2 separate regions of the Homo sapiens genome follow, and region 1 is linked to region 2. Evidence: chromatin contacts called from ENCODE Hi-C or POLR2A ChIA-PET data. All regions are on one chromosome and are shown on one strand. The core of a region is the stretch at or near the end of the contact, and the rest is flanking DNA. Distances in the headings are between cores, read along the strand shown.

The links. Hi-C counts contacts between places; a loop is a spot of excess contacts on that map. ChIA-PET counts read pairs that join two places held with the same protein, here RNA polymerase II (POLR2A). Pooled maps may share reads with other maps.
Region 1: a loop to region 2 is called in a pooled map, with 4 times the contacts of the local background. The contact joins the promoter of SCRN2 here to the promoter of EFCAB13 in region 2. A Hi-C loop is called at or near these places in 1 of 50 pooled maps. POLR2A ChIA-PET finds 5 or more read pairs at or near these places in 2 of 52 experiments (B cell and activated CD8-positive, alpha-beta memory T cell).

Annotation. Positions count from the first base shown.
Region 1 is chr17:47,840,023-47,843,799 of GRCh38, forward strand. SCRN2 (secernin 2) reads right to left here and starts at 1,251. Exons shown (of 8, transcript NM_138355.4): 1 at 1,186-1,251; 2 at 648-821; 3 at 169-350. The coding sequence starts at 821. RefSeq lists enhancers at 720-819, 723-1,278, 3,101-3,150.
Region 2 is chr17:47,321,675-47,325,260 of GRCh38, forward strand. It overlaps EFCAB13 (EF-hand calcium binding domain 13), which reads left to right and starts at 2,281. Exons shown (of 25, transcript NM_152347.5): 1 at 2,281-2,400; 2 at 2,780-2,849. It overlaps EFCAB13-DT (EFCAB13 divergent transcript), which reads right to left and starts at 2,227. Exons shown (of 3, transcript NR_110880.1): 1 at 2,015-2,227. RefSeq lists a silencer at 2,010-2,419 and enhancers at 2,760-2,849, 2,890-3,069.

The DNA of each region.
Region 1 (3,777 bases), core at 1-2,500, 520 kb after region 2:
AAAGGTGGCTGCTGCTGCAGCCTTCTTCACGAAGGCACAAGGGCAAAGTCTGCAGAGAGGAGGAGGCCCCTGTGAACCAGGCTGGGGGAGGGATGGATGGGCCCAGGTCAAAACTCAGCCCCTAGATTTCTGGTGTGTCAGGCAGATGAGGAAGGGCAGGGTCTGCACCTGAGTAGGTCCATGCCCAGCAGGGCTTCCCCCTCCCCAACTGGCTCCTTCGTCCACACAGCCTCGTTGCCAATGCAGACACCATGCTCGTTGGCGCCCATCTCAGCCCCCCATAGCCAAGAAGGACGGCTCAGAATCACAGCGTGCGTCTTCGACACCTGTTCCACTTCAATGTAGGTGCACTGGAGGTGAGGGAGGAGAAAGGAAGCGTCCACTCATAGAGGGGCGGCCCCTCGAGTGTGGCACTCTGCCAATTACCTTATAGATCCCTTTGAGGAAGGTCTCATTCCCATTTTACAGAAGAGGAAACTGAGGTAGACTGAGGCTACATAATGAGCTCAGGTCCAGGTTGGTAGACCTAAAGCTCATGCTCTTCCACTACTTCTGGCAGCCTCCCAGGTGTGGGGAGCAGGGAAGAAGGTCTTAAAAGAATGCAGAGATCTGCCACACCTCCCAGCACCCCATAAAGTCTAACCCACCTGGAGCCGGCTCCCAGGAGTGTGAGTGCCTGCGGGGACAAACACCACCTCCTGCACCTCGTCCCGGGGTCGGTCCGAGTTCTTGGCAAAGATCACAGCCGGGATGGCTGAGGCCGGGGGCACGGAGACAAAGCAGTCGCAGGAACATGGGGAGTCAGGGCTCGACGACGCCATCTGGGGAGAGGCGGGCCTCTCCATAACCCTGGCCACGGCTCAGCCCCGAGGAGCAGCCTACCCCCACACGTGTAAAAGACGCGCAAGGAAGACACCGCCGTGGCTCCTGGACGCTCGGCGCACACACCATGGACGGGTGTGCGGGAACGGAGGTGCCCACCCTCTCCCCAGGCTCCAGGCTTGGGAGTCCGCAGGCGGGCACTCCGGGGGTCCCGCCCCCACTGGGAGTCCCGGCCCTTCGGAGCAGTCGTGGGACCGTCCCCCTCGCTACCCCACCAAGAGTCCTGCGGCCCTGCGCATGCCCAGATACCCGACCCTCTTCTGTCCAACCCTTCTCTCACCCCCAGTACTGTATTCCCCTCACCCTCTCTTCCTCCAAGACCCCAGCTCGGTCCCGGGTGCCACCTCCTCCGCTTCTGGCCAGGGCCGCCCCATTGGGCGGAGACTCTCAGGTGACCTGGAAGGCCTTCGGCCTCGGGGTCGGAGCCGGAACGGAGCCTGCAGCTCCGCCGTTTTCCACCAGGGCGCGCGCCTGCACCACTTCCCGGAGCAGAGCGGCCTTGCGAGTCCCACCTGGCTCCCTGTCCTACCCAGGCGCCCATTTGAGGCCTGACAAAGGCTGCTAACCCCACGGAGTCACTGCGGGGAGCTGGAGCTGGGGGTGGAAAGGATCCCGCGTGAAAAGGGAGACTTTGTCAGAGAAAGGGGACTGCTGGGACATCTGGAGATTAAGGAAGAACCTCAGATACTTGAGTCCTGGTTTGAATCCCAGAGGCGCAATCCCAGGCTGGAGGCGCCTAGGGGAATAAGATACAGAATACGAGAGTGGTGGAGGCTGGGTGCGGGGGGCTCGCACCTGTAATCCCAGCACTCTGGGAGGCGGTGGTGGGAGGATCACTTGAACCCAGGAGTTCAACACCAGCCTGGGTAACACAGCAAGACCTCGCCTCTACAGAAAATATTTTAAAATTAGCTGGGCGTGGTGGTGCGTGCCTCTAGTCCCAGCTGCTCTGAAGGCTGAGGTGGGAGGATCTCTTGAGCCAGAGAGATTGAGGCTGCAGTGAGCCAAGATCACACCGCGGTACTCCAGCCGCGGTGACAGAGCAAGACCCTGTCTCTTAAAATAAATAAATAAGGGAAAGTGTGCACAAAACCCATCTGATCCCAGAGGACCTATCTGTCTGATAGTGCTCAAACCCATAGGAAGATCGCTTTAAAGGGAAATTTAGAACTTTCTAGTTCAAAGATTTGGTGCCTTTACCTGTAGTGAAACTGAAACCACAAAGAAGTCTTGGCCAAAGGTGACACACAGTCATGTGGAGGTACACTCTGATCCCAAATGTTTTGATTTTCAGTTCATTTTTCTCTACAAACCATCTCTCCATAGCCATCATTAAGACAAATGCATCTTACACCCTTTTGCTCTGTGGAGCCCTCCAGAATGGAGAGAGGGGAGATGCTGCAGGTTATCTGCTTCTAGGGGTTGCACTGAATCTATAGATGGCTTTGAGTAGTATGCACATTTTAGCAATAGTAATTCTTCCAATCCGTGAGCATGAAATATCTTTCCATGTCTTTGTGTCTTCTTCAGTTTCTTTCATCAATATCTTATTTTCAGAGTACAGATCTTTCACCTCTTTGGTTAAATTTATTCCTAAATATTTTATTATTTTGGTAGCTATTGTAAATGGGACTATTTTCTTGATTTCTTTTTTGTATAGTTTGTTATTAGTGTATAGGAACACTATTGACTTTTGTACATTGACCTTGTATCCTCTGACTTTACTGTATTTGCTTAACAATTCTAACAGTGGGCCGGGTGTGGTGGCTCATGCCTGTAATCCTAGCACTTTGGGAGGCTGAGGTGGGCGGATCCCCTGAGGTTGGGAGTTCAAGACCAGCCTGGCTCACGTGGAGAAACCCCATCTGTACTAAAAATACAAAATTAGCCAGGCGTGGTGGCACATGCCTGCAATCCCAGCTACTTGGGAAGACTGAGGCAGGAGAATCGATTGAACCTGGGAGGCGGAGGTTGCGGTGAGCTGAGATCGCGCCATTGCACTCCAGCCTGGGCAACAAGAGCAAAACTCCGTCTCAAAAAAAAAAAAAAGAAAGAAAGAAAGAAAGAAAACAATTCTAACAGTGTTTTAGTGGAGTTTGGCCTTCTTTCAAGCCTACTGTGCTAGGGTGCTGGCGGTCAGTCATGCTAGGATTAATGGGAAGGTGAAGGCTGTTTCTGATACAGTGTCGGGGAGGGATTGTGAGGTTGCCAATTAATGTCATTCCAGAAGCAAACATCGAAGCTGCGTGCTGAGAAATCTGGGCACCTGAAGCAGCTTGCAGGAAGGCGGGTTCATCTCCTGCAGTTTCCCGGCTTCCCACTGTGGGGCGGAAACAGGCAGGAGGAGAGGCAGAGAGAGGCCACAGCGCACCCCCAGGTTGCAGTTTCCAGGCTGTCTTCTTCTCTGTCACTTTCTCATTTCTTATTTCATTCACCCACCCTAGAGGTTAGGAGTAGATTCTACTTCCACTTCCCAGGAGAGGAACCCAGAGAGCCAGCCCAGATGTTCTGATTTCCCTAACCCTTTCCTGGGCCATCCATGATCCTCCTGCCAGGCACCCCATCTGAGGGGGGTCAGAGGTGGCTTTGGGTTCCGTCGTGGGGGGGATGGGGGGCAGGCCAGCCAGGCAGCATTTCCAGCAAGGAAGCAAGTGTCAGAGCCCCACCAAAGGCCCCTGCTAAGAATGCAGGTCAGCGGGAGGAGCTGCATGGGGAGGAGGGGTGGCCCCAGCCCTGCCCAGACAGGCCCAGCCGGCCGCACAGCTGCCCTCCTGTCCCTGGGGGCAGCGATGGGGGTAAAGGAGGAGGGGACTCACCAAGTTCCTGGGGTCTAACTCCCCTAGAACCAGGAAGACAAAAGAGGCACCTGGAGGAGTGGGGCTGGCATAAGGTCTT
Region 2 (3,586 bases), core at 1,031-3,530:
AAAAAAATTTTTTTTTGTAGAGATGAGGCTTCACTATGTTGCCCAGGCTGGTCTCAGATTCTTGGGCTCAAGCGGTCCTCCCACCTTGGCCTCCCAAAGTGCTGAGATTATGGGTGTGAGCCACCATGCCCAGCCTGACACAGCCATTCTTAAAAGAAGACATACAAATGGCCAACAGGTTTGCGAAAAAAAAAATCACTATTATTAGGGAAATGCAAAATAAGATTACAATATCACCTCACACCTGTTAGCATGGCTATTAAGCTGGGTGTGGTGGCTCACACCTGTAATCTCAGTACTTTGGGAGGCTGAGGTGGGCAGATTACTTGAGGGTCAGGCGTTTGAGACCACCCTGGCCAACATGGTGAAACGCCATCTCTACTAAAAATACAGAAATTAGCCAAGTGTGGTGGCACATGCTTGTAATCCCAGCTACTTGGGAGGCTGAGGCAGGAAGATTGCTTGAACCCAGGAATGGAGGTTGCAGTGATTTGAGATTGTGCCACTGCACTCCAGCCTGGGCAACAGAGTGACTCAATCTCAAAAAAAAAAAAAAAAAAAAAAAAAAAGAATTGCTATTATCAAAATGATGAAAAAAATGTGTTGCTGAGGATGTGGAGAAACCTTTTACACTGTTAGTGTTATTACAGCCATTATGGAAAACTATATGGAGGTTTCCCAAAAAATTAAAAATAGAACTACCATATGATCCAGCGATGCTATTTCTGGGCATATATTGAGTAACTGAAATCAGTATATCAAAGACTTATTTGCACTTCCATGTTCATTTCAGCATTATGCACAATCGCTGAGATAATGGAATCAACCTGTGTCCATCGATGGATGAATGGATAAAGAAAATGTAGTAAACATATGCAATGGATACTATTCAGCCTTAAAAAAGAATTTCTGTCATTTGTGACAACATGAATCAACATATGCAATGGATACTATTCAGCCTTAAAAAAGAATTTCTGTCATTTGTGACAACATGAATCAACTTGGAGGACATACTAAGTGAAAAAAGCCAGGCACAGAAAGACACATACCACATGATCTCACTTATATGTGGAATCTTAAAAAGTCAAACTCATAGAAGTAGACAGTAGAATAGTTGTTAGAGGCTGGAAAGGGACGGGGCGGGTAGGAGATGCAGGATGGGGAGATGCTGTTCAAAGGGTACAAGGTTCAGTCAGACAAAAGCAGCAAGTTTCTGAGATCTATTGCATAGTGTGGTGACTATAGCTAATAATAATATATCGTATATCTCAAAACTGCTAAGAGTAAATTTCAAATGTCTCACCATAAAAAACGTTAAACAAGGTGATGGATATGTTAAGCTTGACTTAGTCGTTCCATATTGTATACATATATTAAAATATAACATTGTACCCCATTAAATATTTACAATTATGATTTGTACATATATTTAATAATAATAAAAATCTAAATAAAATATTAAAGAATGCCTACAAAGCAAGGTTTAAGATGTAAATGAACACAGTAGTATCACGGAAGGGATTAAATATTGTAACATTTATTGAGCACTACGTATATATTTTTGAATTCCCACAACCCTGGAAGAATGAGAAAATCGAGACTCAGGGAGCGTTAAGTATTTTGCCCAACTGCATACGATAAATACATAGGAAAAACAAACACACAGAAGAAAACCAAACCAACCAAAGTATCTCTTTCAAAAGGAAACGACAGTCTCCTTAAAGGCAACCCGAGACAAATTTCAGCAAAGCCGTGGGACACATGGCCTTCGAGCTGCTGTCCATTATTGAGTAGCAGAAGCCAAGAAGGATGGAATGTTTTGGAAGAAAGGGGTCGGGGGTCGGGGTGTTCAAAGGACGGACCGAAGGTAAGATTGAAGTGGGGTCAGACCATGGCGGGACAGCGCACCGGAGAATGAACAGCGATTAGGGAAGAGTGGCGAGCGGGTGGCAAGGACGGAGGGCGGAATCCCGGCCGGGGCTGCGGGAGGAAAGCGCACGGACAGGAGCCCCACCGCTCGAATGCAGCGCCCGGCGGCTGGCCTCGTGAGGTCACAGGCCCTTACGAGGTGGGGCAGGCAGGCGCGGCCGCAGTGCCTTCCAGTCAGCGCGGAGGCGGTATTGAGTTCAGCCGCTCCCCACAGCCCCGGAGCCCCTGGGCGGTGGCGGTGGCCGCGGCAGCACCGGCTCGACAGCCGATAGGGTCCTGGGCCCGCTCCGCTCGGGGTGGTCGGTGGGCGGAGCGTCGGGCTCGGTCAGGTGACCGCGGGGGCGGGGCCGCGCGGCGCGGGATCCTGGGAAGGCTGCAGAGCTAGAGCAGCGCCGCCCGAGGGGCGGCAGGGGCTGACCACAGAGAGCGCGGGGGCCTCCAGCCGAGAGGAAGGGAGGGCAGCTCGGGCCGGTAGTGGGACCCTTGGGGGACAGAGGTGGGGAGGGGAGGCGAGACCCGCTGAGGAGTTGGGAGGGGAGCCTTCGAGGTGGAGGGTGGAGAATGCAGTAGGGTGCGAGGGAGGAAGGAGAACAGTGGTGGGGCTGGGTGAAGGAAGGTTCCAGAAAGGAACAGTGAGGGGACTGAGTGGGACAAAGGGGCAGATTGAAGGGTGACTGAGACTGATCAGGTGGTTCCTCAGAAATGGTGGTTGTTGTAGAAGGCTGGCGGTCCCGGGGGTGGTGTCACTTCCCTGCTCCTTCAGCGGGAGGCGGAGACCTCTATTAGCACACTCATTTCCATCTTGCGGGTCGTTCACTCGCTAGCTTACAGGTCCTCTTTCTTCCTGTAGAAGTCGTTGGCTTCGTAAGAGCAGGGTCTATGGGAAGCCTCCTCAGCGTGGGTTCTTGGAAGAGGTGGAGGTTCGTTCACTCGACGTTTGTTACACAAATATGAAAACAGGGTGACGAAAGTTTGAACGTTCATGAATGGCAGTAGCTGCAATGGAGTTGTGTATGCAGTTGGTATTAATGACGTTTTCAGTCCCTCTGGCGAGAGAAAAGCGAGCGAGTCGGGCGGCTTGTGAGGGAAATGTGGCATGAGAGGAAAGAGGAAGGTATTTTGTGAAAGGATGTCATACAGAGTCATGCTTCAGTGAAGACGCCTTTGTTTTTCTCATCTTAAAGCCTCACAGCCCCATTTTCCTCTCAGCTACTGCCTTATTTCTCTTAACAACGTAACTCCTTGAAAGAGCCTACCCTACTGGCTGGGTTCAATTTCTTTACCCCGTTCTCTCTTGTACTCACTCTGACGACATTGTCTCCTTACCACCCCACCCAGATGGCTCCTTTCAAGTTTGTCAGTGTCCTCCGTGTTGTGAAACCTAGCGAACCATTCAGTACTGATCTTAACCGCCCACCCCACCCCCCTTTTTTTTTTTTGAGACAAGGTCTCTGTCGTCCAGGCTGGAGTGCAGTGGTGCAATCATAGCCCACTGCAGCTTCAAACTCCTGGGCTCAAAAGATCCTCCTGGCTCAGTCTTTGGAGTAGCTGGGACTAAGGTCGCCATGTCCAGCTGATTAAAAAAAAAATTCTGTAGAGGTGGGAGTTTCACTGTTGCCCAGGCTGGTCTTGAACTCCTGGCCTTAAGCAGCCCTCC